2 separate regions of the Homo sapiens genome follow, and region 1 is linked to region 2. A link is a contact called in ENCODE Hi-C or POLR2A ChIA-PET data. All regions are on one chromosome and are shown on one strand. Each heading gives the region's core, a stretch centred on a gene start or an enhancer-like site at or near the end of the contact. The rest is flanking DNA. Distances are from core to core; before and after follow the strand shown. Region 1 has its middle 15 kb from the start of LINC02785. Region 2 has its middle 22 kb from the start of LINC02785.

What was found. Hi-C counts contacts between places; a loop is a spot of excess contacts on that map. ChIA-PET counts read pairs that join two places held with the same protein, here RNA polymerase II (POLR2A). Pooled maps may share reads with other maps.
Region 1: a loop to region 2 is called in a map of B cell, with 4 times the contacts of the local background. The contact joins two enhancer-like sites. A Hi-C loop is called at or near these places in 9 of 168 maps with a recorded cell type or tissue (B cell, CD14-positive monocyte, CD4-positive, alpha-beta T cell and 5 more), 1 of 37 single-sample maps with no recorded cell type and 10 of 50 pooled maps. POLR2A ChIA-PET finds 5 or more read pairs at or near these places in 4 of 52 experiments (OCI-LY7, T-cell, WTC11 and 1 more).

Annotation. Positions count from the first base shown.
Region 1 is chr1:108,076,666-108,083,084 of GRCh38, reverse strand. No RefSeq gene overlaps it. Among named protein-coding and RNA genes, the nearest start is that of LINC02785, 15 kb to the right of the region's middle. Within about 2 kb of position 3,249, at least 6 of the 41 ENCODE cell types and tissues checked have a DNase peak (open chromatin) inside an H3K27ac peak, as active enhancers do; they include B cell and natural killer cell, where a contact is called at or near this core.
Region 2 is chr1:108,039,352-108,045,223 of GRCh38, reverse strand. No RefSeq gene overlaps it. Among named protein-coding and RNA genes, the nearest start is that of LINC02785, 22 kb to the left of the region's middle. Within about 2 kb of position 3,368, at least 4 of the 41 ENCODE cell types and tissues checked have a DNase peak (open chromatin) inside an H3K27ac peak, as active enhancers do; they include B cell and natural killer cell, where a contact is called at or near this core.

The sequences.
Region 1 (6,419 bases), core at 2,000-4,499, 38 kb before region 2:
GAACAGGAGATGAGGAATCTTATATGTCATGTGTGGGAGAGACTGTTAATTGTCTCCATTATTTGTTTTCTCCCCTCTTCAATTGGTGATAGACAGGTTAGCAGGGCACAAGGCCGCCTGCATTAAACACTACATTTCCCAAGCTCCCTTGAATGTAGGCATGGCCAGTTGACTAAATTCTGTAAAGGGAAGTGTCACATAGCAGCTCCAGGGAGTCTGCCCTTAAAGACAGACAGCAAGACAGCATCTCTCCCTCTTTCTCTCTCTCTACTCGTCTTTGTCTTTGTCCCCATTTCCATCTAAATTCTGGAAAGCAAATAGTGTTGGCTATACAAAACAAGATAGAAAGATCCTGGGTTCCTGAAGCCATGAAAAACTTTGCAGCCATAAATCACTACCCAGATTTCTACCCAAGAGAGAAAGAAATTTCTGTTTTGTTTAAACAACTGTTATTTTGAGTTTTCTGTCTCTTACAGATATATCTAATTTTAATGCATTGAGCAAAGGAGTTTAGATTTCATGCTGTTGCTGATGGACAGGTGGTGGAGAATTTGATCATGGGCAGCACCATGATCAGAGTTGCGTGTTAGAACCATCTCCTGAAGACACTGGGAAAGACTGATTAGAGTGGGACCAATTACCAGCAGGTAGAGCCACATGATTCAGGGGAGAGACGATGCAGGGAGTGGCTTTGCACTAGGTCAGCTTAGCTAACTGAAAACAGATTTCCCAGAATTCCTTTCCCTGGATGGCTATGGTTAGGATTGGGAAGGGGGAAGTGAGGCAGCAGCCACATTGTCACAGGAAGTCAGCATAGGATCAGGAGCTACTGCAGCTCACATGCATAGTCCAGGATCTGCTGGCTCACCTTCTTGGCATGAGGCAGCCGCTGGGCTTGCAGCTACTGTGACCACTGCCAGCTCTCCTCTTTCAGTGTGTCCAACTCCTGGGCCAGCCGTGGGTTTAGATTCCTGACAAAGGGTGCCAGCATCTTTGGCAGGTCACCCACATCATTGAAATTGAAAGCTTGGAGGCGATGAGAGACCGACACTCATTCCAGTTTGTCCTCTTGGGTTCCAGCTTGTCCTTGCTCTCCCCCACTTCCTGTCCATCTTTCCTTCCTGACTGCCTACCCTGATGACTTCAGGCCAGCACCAAATGAAGAAGCAACAGCTGTACATAAACTTGTTAACCAGCTCCCACGATTGTATAAGGTCAAATCCATATGCCAAACCTCTTATCACTCTGAGTGGTTCTGCTTTTTTGATCAAACCCTGATCGATATTGAGTACGAAGATGGTGAGGGCAAAGTTTCACTTTCTTATTTACCACTCTGTCCAGAGTCTAGAACAGTACCTGGAAGATAGTAGATGCTCAAGAAATATTTTTGAACAATGGGAGATTTTTAGGAGGTAGAAGTAATAGGACTTGGTGATTGGATGTAGACTTAAAAGAAAGGTGAAATTAGTAGGACTCTCAAGTTCTTTGCTTTGGCAAGTGGGTGAAGATGGTGTCATATGCTCAGATAGGGAATTCAGGAGAGAGATTAATCCAAAAAGTCTCATCAGGAAGATATTGAGTTAAATGGACCACAAGGTAGCTCTTGGGCAGCAATGCTTGTGTTCTTAGAGAGTTCTTGAAGCTGTAGGATAAAAATTGAACCAGATAGACTTTGCAGTCCCTTTTGGATTTAGAATTCCTATCAGAGAAGATGATGAGTTCAGTTTTGAATACACTGGATTTGAGAAGAATTGTGGGATATTCTTTTGGAGATATGTATTGAACTGAAATTCAATTCATACATCAGGAAAGGGGTCTGGGCTAGATATTTATTTGGGGAAGTTGCCTGTTAAAAGCAGTATTTGAAGCTATGGGCATGATTTTTAAAAATGTAAATGTCATTATGGGACCACACTGGAGTCTTAGGGACCAGCAACATTTAGGAGTCTGGTGGAAGAAGAGAAGCCTGCAGAGGACACTGAAAAGTAATGATAAGTGAGATAGGTGATGATAGGTGAGGCAGGAGAGTGTGGCTCCAGGAACTGGGTGAGGACATGGTTTCAAGAGAGAGTGACTATATTCAGCACTAAATGCTGTAAAGCATTCCAGTAAATGAAGATTTAGAAGTATCCCTAGAAGAAGGAGTTTTGGTGACAAGATGAGGTGAGAAGACAGAGTGAAGTGAGTTGAGGAGTAGGTGGAAGATAGCAAAATGGGCATTGGAAAGCACCGAAAAGAGTGAAAGCATTGGAAAAAGTGAAAAGCACTCTTTCTTAAAGCTTGACCAGGGGGTAAAAAAGAATGATTGAGATGGAGTAAAAAGAGTGAGAGCTTGACAGAGAATGGTTAGAATGGAACAGTGGGATTTAATATTTCAGAGGGGAAGATGTTCTGAATGATGACAAAGTGTGAGTGTGGTCTTGGGTGTAGGTGTCTTTGGTGGGGTGGTGATGAAGGTCACTGGAGTTGAGATCAAGGAAGTGGAGGCCAGGATGTGGAAACACAGTCTGTGTGGGTGCTGGTCCCCAAGCAGGTGATGAAAAGATGGAGGAGAAGGATGGCAAGCCAAAGTTCATGATGAATATGAGAGAATTGACAAGAGATCACCAAATGATGAGGTTGAAGAAGCAGACAGCTTATCATTCACAGAGGGTGTGGGTCTCAAAGGAACATGAGGCTACTTATTCATTCAATATTTGATATTAAGTGCCTACAGTAATGACCTGGATGACTGAGAAATCACCACTGACTTGGTGATAAGTCGGGCAGGGGAGATAAAACATTTTCATAGCCTCAGGAGGAATCCGGGTTTCCTCACTGGATTTTAACCCTGACTGTCCGTTAGAACTCCCCGGGAGCTTTTCAAAAGTATCATGCCTGGGTCCTACAGCAGCCCAATTCTATCAGAATCTGTGGGTAGTATAGCAGTATTGATATTTTTAAAAGCCCCCCAGGGATTTCTAATGTGCAGTCAGGATGGTGAACTACTGGTGAACAAGGAGCCCTTGGGCATAAGGAGATTTTTATGCTGAAGCTGACATGGGCCTCCAGTTGCTGGGGGTGAGGGGGTGGGTGCTGACTGGCACCTACCTTTGGCACCCAGGGATTTAGGGGGAAGGATGTACAGTGGGGCCCCAGGATCTGAACAGTTCTGATTGTCTGCAGTTGAAGCCCTTGGCTGGAAGGCAGGAAATGAAGCGGGGCCCAGAAGCAGAGCATCTTATCATTGCCTGCAGCTGGGCTCCTGTGCAGGTGGGAGGGGGACAGGAAGGGAGGCGGGCCCCAGTGTTAGTTCCCACTCGGAGGCTACTTCTAGGGTTCTGTCATCAGTCCTCTGCACCACGCTTGAAAGGTACCATGAGAAATTGCAGCCTGTCTTGAGAGGGCAAACAGGATGAAGGCTGAGTTCAGGAAACCATGTCACATTAAGGATGAAAAAAGGATCTGGGGGCTGTGAGAAAAAAAAACACTCGTGTGGCTCTGACGACTGTCATCAAATAGTTAAAAGGCTGTCATGGAGAAGATTGATAAGATTTAGCTCCAGAACACAGACCAAAGATTAGGAATTCAATGGAATTCATCTCAGTTTACAGAAAGACATTTCTAACAATTAGTTTTCACTGAACACTTCAAAGGGTCTTCATATGAAGTAGAATGCTATTCTAGAGTTTAATGGGAGGTTGAATGACCAGATTTTTAAGTGGTTATACAATTATAACCCCACTCCGGGTAAAAGTATGATGATCTTTAAGATTGCCTAGTCTTGGATTCTAGAAAATTCTTTAATGTGAATATTAAAGGTAATTAAAACAAAACAACAAAAAACCAATTTGATGTGTATTGGCCATAGTCTTGGGCAAAATGTAGTCTTAGATTTTTAAAAATCTAGTGTTATACTGGAGTAACAACATTAAACTATTCAAACTAGCATTCTTTTGGAGTTTAAAATCAAGGGCTTGCTTACTTCAACATGTATATTTATAATTTAACTCATTAATAATAATGTTTATAGACATTGACATTTTCAGAACAACCTATTAGTTAATCCTCACAGTGTTTCTATTTAAGTAGGCTAGTATTTTTACAAGGTGAGAAATCTATGAGACTTGAGGAAGATCATCACTTAAGTCAGCATTGCAGCCAAGAATAACCAATTGTCATAATTTGACAGGTGTATATACATCTCTCACAGTGAGCCCAAACTGAATACATAAGACAGATCATATAGATAAATATAGTCCCCATTCAAATGGATTTCCACATAAACCAAGGCCGAAGACAGAAAAGAAAGAAGATTGGTTATCTTCCTTAGGGAAAGGCAGTAGGTATAACCTTGCTTTCCTTTGCTGGATTCTTTAAGACCTTGTGAAGAAACTACATTATAACCCATAGAATGTTTCTATTGTAAACCTATTTAAAATTTTGGAGAGGTTAAAAACAGTTTTTTTTTTTTTTAGGAATTACTGGTCAAAACCTGGAATAAAAACAACGACCCAGAGGTGGTTTTAGGGGAGGGCCAATTACTAGGTGATTTTAAGGAATTAATGTGAAAATTATCACAGCTCCCCAGAGCTGCCAAACATGGGAGATGGTAAGTGAGAGAGTAGGAACTTGATTGCCAAGGATACAAACCCTGTCTTTTTCGGGGGCAGGAAAAAGGCAGTTAATGATACCTGCAGATGTTTAGGTATACATGGTATAACCAGGTGATAATGATGATGAAGATTGTCTGTTCTGAACTTTCAAAGAGAGTAAACAGGAAACATGAGGCAAACAGAACTACTAATCCCCTCCAGAAGGACCTGGGTACATATCAGAGCACCAGGTTGTGTGATCAGGAGAGTTAAGAAGGTAAAGGACCCCTTCTTTATGAAAACAATAAAATGCTCTGAAGCTCCTGAGAAGAGTGTAGGAAGTGATGTCTCCAGGAAGTTGTGGGTTGCACAGGCCCTGAGATTTCAAACATCTGAAGCATGAAGGAAAGTAGAAAGTTTCTTCTTAGAAGAAAAAAGAGAAACAGCATTGGATTCAGTGGTCAATGTCCAACGATTGATGTTTATAGTGAAACTACCTGTTTTCTACTCGAGTTTTAAGCCTTATTCTAGATTGTGTGCTATGCTGTTTACAAATGGACTTAAACATTCTCATTTATTAAAGATCTATAATTTCATAGAAAAATCATGTGTTCTGAATTGTGAATCAAAAGCTATGGCACCCGCTATCCTCACATGGAGAGATCCTGGATAGGTGGGCCAGATGACCATGGCCCATAGAATCAAACTTCAGTGAGTAAGAATTCATCAAATTGTAAAAATTAGTGAGTCCATAAGCTGCAAGTATAAACTTTAGCCCATCCTCAGATATAGGCATCCTCATGTTTACCTCCCTTTTAGGCCTTTGGGAATAGATCACCCTCCTATTCAAATAGATTGCTCATTATAAGTGGTGAAAATTTAAAGACCAAAATGTTTCGCTGTGAAGTGAGGTAAAGGGGAAAGAGTCCCTATTGGTATCTAAGATGCTATAATTGGAGGCAAGTGGCTAAGTTGAGGTGAGTGGCAAATGATGAGTCTGGAATAATGGCCCTTTAATTTTGGTCTTCATCAGAATCATTCAGAAGAATCGTTAAAAAATACAAATTTCCAGACACTACAAAAGTGGATATATGCAAAGAAGTACATAAAAAGATGCTCTAACATCATGCATCATTAGGGAATTGCAAATTAAAACAATGGTATATCACTACACATATGTTAGAGTGACTAATATCTTTTAAAAAACAAACCCAATAACACTAAATGATCGTGAGGATGCAGAGCAACAGAAACTCTTATTGATTGCTAGTGGGAATGCAAAATGGTACAGCCACTTTGGAAGACAGGCAGTTTCTTACAAAGCTAAACATAATCTTATCATACTATTCAGCAATCATACTCCTGGGTATTTACTCAATTGAGCTGAAAGCTTATGTTCACAAACCTGCACGCAGATGTTTATAGCAGCTTTACTTATAATTGTAAAACCTAGAAATAATAAAGATGTCCTTTAATAGATGGATGGATAACCAAACTGTGGTAGATCCATACAATGGAATATCATTTAGCAATAAAAAGAAATTAGCTATCAAACTACAAAAGAACATGGAGGAAGCTTAAATGCATACAGGTAAGTGAAAGATGCCAGTCTAAAAAGGCTACTTTCTCATTCCAACTGTATGACATTCTGGAAAGGACAAATCCGTATAGACAATAAAAAGATCAGTGGTTTGTCCAGGACTTGGGGTGGGAGAAAGCATGAATACATGAAGTACAGGGATGTTTTAGGGCAGTAAAACTATCTTGTATGATACTGTGACAATATATACATGATATTATGCATTTGTCAAAACCCATATGACTTTACAACATAAAGAATAAGCC
Region 2 (5,872 bases), core at 2,119-4,618:
GCGTCCGGAAAAACAGGTAGAATTCTGAGAGGGGACACCAGAGGAGGTGGATATTCCAGGTAGAGGAAAAAACTCAGTTGGTTTCTCCCTAATAGAGGAAAGGTCTTTCCGATAACATGAGCTGTCCCTAGACAAGGTGGGTTGTCTTGTGAAGGAGTGAGTTTTGGTGGCATTTACATAAAGAATAGAAGACCACATGTTAAAGGGACTGCCATTCTGAGATTTGACTTTATAGACTGCAGAAAGTTTCCTCTTACTCAAAGGTTGTATTTTTCAAGCCCTTCAAATGGATTTTTTTTTCTTCTGAGGATTTTTTAGCTTGCTAAGCAGTTGTTGAAGATAAATATGCAGACAAAGATAATTTAAGAGTTCAAAAGTTTTCTATTCCGTATTGGGAGACTACATGGATATTTAGTAGCCTCTAAATATAGTGCTCTATCCTCCTGCTTGGCATGAGAGTAACATCAAGAGAAAGACTGAGATAATATTTAGTTTCTGACATGTAAATAGGATCCCAGCTGCAGGAGAAAGGCTTTGCTACGTTCCTTTGGCTACTGCCCTCTCTTGCATATTACAGCCAAGCCTGGATGACCTCCACCATAGAGTTCTCTTTGGTGTAGAGAAGATGCTCATTCCGTCTTTAACAGCAAAGCATGGAGACTGTTGCTCAGCAGGTGCAGGGGTATGTATATGACAAAAGGAAGCAAAATAAAAACTCACTCTCTGTCTCAGAGGAAGTGGGACAGAGAGGAGAGGGAAAGGAAGAAAGTGAAAGAATTAAATGTAGGCCCCAATTTACTGTGCATTTTACAAGTTGAGGGAGCAAACAGCCTCCAGGAAGCTTTTACTCCCCACCTCCAACTCTCATTTGGGAACCCTGGGAGGACACTTCTGTGCACAGTGGGGCAGCCTAGTGATTAGGAAGGGGAAGCTGAGTGGTCCTATGAGACCCAGAAAAAGGTCTGGTTGTCATTTTCTAGACACCCCTCCATTCCTAAGGTGTTCATACTGAGTTAAAAGCCGTCAAGTCTGTAATAGGGTTTGTAATGGTGGGTCAAGGTAATTTGGCAGCAAAGCCATGGGCAGGCTGTAGGCCAGGGCTGAATGGGGTCTGTGGCAACTGCATAGGGGTAGTTGGCCATCAGAAGCTGAGTCAAAGCCTCGAGGCCTATTTAGTCAAGGAGGCTCAGGATCACCGAGCCAAGAGATGAGATTGAGCTAAAGTAGTGGTATCCTGCATCAGTGGATGCTAGCAAGACAGAGCAGTTTGGGGTTTACTCCAGAGACCAGAGGAGGAGGCCATTACCATGCTTGCGAGCACTTCCTCTTTTTTGCTGCCAAAAAGTCATGCGGGATGTCCTGATATACCGCACTGCCGTTCTAATGACAAAAGCAGGGGAAGGGGAACTATGTGAGAGATTTAACACTTTTATTTAAGAAGACTGAATATTACCTAAATTATGATTGCAGACTAATCTTTAAATCGATCGAAGAGTAAGTTAATCTTTTCCCCACTAGTCAGTATAGTAAGACTAGAGGATTGAGAGGCTGAATGAAGCCATTAGAGTTATTTGTACATACGAGTTGTAAAGTGAGTTAAAGTTTGTGATCCCTACTGAATATAATTTTCCATTGAGTGACTAAAGCATAATGAATTTACCTATTTCCCTCTGGCTGAAGTATAAGGTTTTCTAGTTTTTTGATTATAAGGAATTTTATATGAACATCGATGTACATGTTCACACAGTACACAGTAGTCACCAAATAAATAGCCCGTCAGTGAGATTTGAAATGAAATTGTCACTGGAAATGTGGAATGGCTTATGTATGTGATCTGAGCTTCCATATAGCAAGGCAGTACTTTGCTTCTTGTGGCAGAAGATGTGCCCCTGATAGCATGGATTGGTAAGAGAAAGCGTAACAGAAGAGATCATCAACTGTCTCTGCATTCGAAATCAACAGAAAGTTTGAAGTGTAGGAAAAAGAGAAAAGAAGGAAAAGTTCAAAGAATATGGTGGAAGACTACAGTCCACATCTGAGAAGTGACCATGATATTTTTAGGAATGGGGATATCAATCATGGAATTTTAAGTTACATGTGATGTGTACCTTGTCATTGCCAATCTTTGAGAAGGTCTTCTATTCATATAAATACCTCAGAAATTGTTTCATTTTGTTGGTTTGTTGGTTGATAATGGTGAAAATCAGAAGAAAAGGCTGAATTCAATATTCAGGTCAATATGATGAGGAATTTGAACCACACAATGTGATGATCAATCATGATCTCTAAAACAAGTATTTCAGTGTAAGCGAGAGCTCAGAGCTGAAAGTGACTATAAGAGGTTCAAATCCCTGTGGCCCCAGGAACTCATCATCCAGTGGAAAAGGAAAAGGGGGCTTCCCCTCACTTGTTTTGGAGATCCCCCACCCTCCAGTGTCCTCTGTGGTAGAACACACACATCATCCAACTATAGAAGGATAAAAACAATAGCATAGTGGAGAGAGCTCATGGGAGAAACTATGTACTGTATAAGGATAAAATTACAATATCTTATATAATTTATTTTTGGTAGCATAACTTATTAGGCCTTAGACTGGGCCTGGTGGCTCATGCCTGTAATCCCAGCACTTTAGGAGGCCGAGGCAAGCAGATTGCTTGAGCTCAGCAGTTCAAGACCAGCCCGGACAACATGGCAAAATCCCATCTCTACAAAAAATACAAAAATTAGCCAGATGTGGTGATGCATGCCTGAAGTCCTGGCTACTCAGGAGGCTGAGGTGGGAGAATCATTTGAGCCCAGGAGATCAAGCCTGCAGTCAGTGATCATACCACTGCACTCCAACCTGCGTGACAAAGAGAGACCCTGTCTCAAAAAAAAAAAAAAAAAGAAAGAAAGAAAGAAAGAAAAAAGAAAATAAAAAAAAAGTTAATAGGCCAATTAGGTCTTCCAGGACTGCTATTTTCTCCTTATTTCTGTACCTAGTCTGGGCTATTTTAACCCATTCTCCTCAGGGAAGAGACATACATTTTGTGGAGGTCTTGGATCTACTTCTTGGTTCTAGATCGAAACTGGTCTCACAGATATTCAAACCTCACAAAATTTTCTCAGTTTAGAAACTTCCCTTAACAAGTTATTTTCTTTCCCATCACTCACCCTATATTTGACAGAACAGCCCCATGTGATCTCTATCTTATGTATTTGAGCCCTTTCTAGAGGTTTTGCTTTGGTCACTTAACATATCCCTTTTATGGTGGCCCCATGAATCACTTGCCTGCCCTCCCACCCTCTATTTTCTCACCTTTCTGTTTCCTCTTTGTGTTTCATTTCCTCTCAGTTTTGCTTAGGCTCTTTGCTCACCATCCTCGAGGCAGGAGCTCAAGTCTGCTTGTCTCATATCTGTGTTCGTTATCAGCGCAGTAAAGCCCGTAATTGAGCTTACAATCTTCTTCATAGTAAAAATGGCTTACAATGTAGTACGCAAGTGTCTGGGGAGACAGATTTCCCTTGAAGCATCTTAAAAATCGAAAAGTAGGGAAGTCATCACATTCTATGATTAATGGAGTCTGAACAGGGCTGTCAAAGCAGGCTGAAATATTGCCCAAAAGAGGAGATTACAGATTAGCACACAAAAAGCAGTAAGCTTAGTTTAAAAAATGACTAAATTTTATTAACTGCTGATGTTCCTTAAGCAGAATTTCTGGAGCCAGAGTAAACTTCAAATTCCTTTCCTCTTGCCTGAAGCATCAACTGTACTTGGCAGAGCAGGCTGCGAGTTAAAGCCCCTGCCTGGTCCAGCCAAATGCCTTCCCTGTGCCAAAAGCCTGGAGTTGAAAGTAACCTGACAACTCTACTGCAAGCAATCCGAAGCTTGGCATAATTGTATACCACGGGGCTCTTGGGAGACTGATGATAAGCCCAATGGCAGACCACCCCTGCCTTCCTAAAGGGGCAGCATGGAAAGAAAGAATATGTAAAGGGAGGTGGGAAAGGAAAACACAATATAAAGCCCTCCTTGTTGCTTTCACCTTCAGAAATCAGCGCTTGGTGGATGTTTGGAGGGTGGGAGTGGAGAGGTGGACAGAAAAAACCCACAATGACTCTGTAGAGCAAGAATCCATAGGAAATTTTCTTGCATTGAGACCCCTCTGCTATGTTAAATTCAAAGGAGTGTTGCTCAACTGGTGAACTTTTTTCCCTTCTTTCTTTCTTCTATCCCAGTGCCCCATATGTTTAGTGAATGGAATGAAACCTTTTTATTTCACTGTACTTTAGTGTTTTAGGTAATGTTTAATATCTGATGATAATAAGATCAAGCTGTAGACAGACAGGACATGATACATTAATAATCTATTTTATGGCACACAGCATCTCATGTTATCACAACCACCAGTTGTGAGGTAAACAGGGCAGATATTATTCCATTCCATTCTACAGATGAGGAAACTGAGGCCCAGCGACTCACTTGCTCAAGTTTAAACAGCCACAAGCAGTGAAATTGAGGCTCACATTTTCAGATTTGGAAGCACTTGCTTTTTCTACTGTTAAATCTCTGTTCACATAGGCTTTTAGCACCATGTAACAAGGATTTAATTATATGAACTCTCTTCTTAACCTTAGTTTGTATTTGTCTTAGTGTAGAATGTATACATGTCTGGATTTTTTTCCTGTGAATGTGAAATTGGCATTGAGCAATTATTTAATAAACATGGCAAAGATCTGATAGGGTCGGACATTAAGCTTAACCCTGGAACTACTAAAGACCAAAAAGATGCAGCCTCTGACATGAATTTTGTTTATCCTAGAAGATATGGCCATAGAAATTATAAAATAATTCAATGGGTACCTTAGACACATGTGAACAAGAAGATGTGGAAACATTGAAGAAACAGCATCTAGTTCTGCTTGAGAGACTTGAAGGTGGAGTTGATATCAACACTTTGTCTTCAAGGAGAGAGGTCTACCAGGCAAAGGAGGGAAAAAGTATTATATTCCAGGGAAAGGACCCAGCATATGCATAACACAAAGTGGGCAATGTGCACTGTGGGTGTGGAGCATGGTGTATGCGGTAGGGAGGCGGGGCTGGGTAGGGGCTGGCTTGTAAGTTCTCTGTAGACCAAGCTAAGCAATTTGTTTTTTGTCATGAAGGCAAGAGGGGACCCCCGGAGGATTGTAAACAGGTAATTTGACATACAGAGGAAGATTCAACAAAAGGAGTACTTTGATATAAACCTTTTGGAACTCAGTGTTAACTTGGAAAATGAGTTTTCATACATCTGGATCAATGGTTCTCAAACTTCAGTGTGCACCAGAATTACCTGGAGTGTTGTTAAAACACAGATTGCTGGACCCCGTCCCAGAATTGCTGATTCAGTAATGCTGGGGTGGGGTTGGAGAATTTGCATACCTAACAAGCTCCCAGGTGACACTGATGCTGCGAGTCCAGGGTCACATTTTGAGAACTACTGCTCTAGAGCTTTTGGGAAGGCCTCTGCCTGGGCAGGACATAGAAAGAGCGGCTCCACAATGAGAACACCTGGACACAGGAAGGGGAACATCACACACCGGGGCCTGTGGTGGGGTGAGGGGAGGAGGGAGGGATAGCATTAGGAGATACACCTAATGTAAATGACGAGTTAATGGGTGCAGCACACCAACATGGCACATGTATACATATGTAACAAAACTGCACATTGTGCACATGTACCCTAGAACTTAAAGTATAATAAAAAAAAAGAAAGAGCATCTCTAAATTATTAATAAAGCAAACTTGACACAAGAGGTTTTAGGCATTTGAGATACGATAAAGCTTTTCTTTAAAAAGTCTTAACAAAGGGTTGTAATCATCATCTAATAATATGAAAAATGTATGTA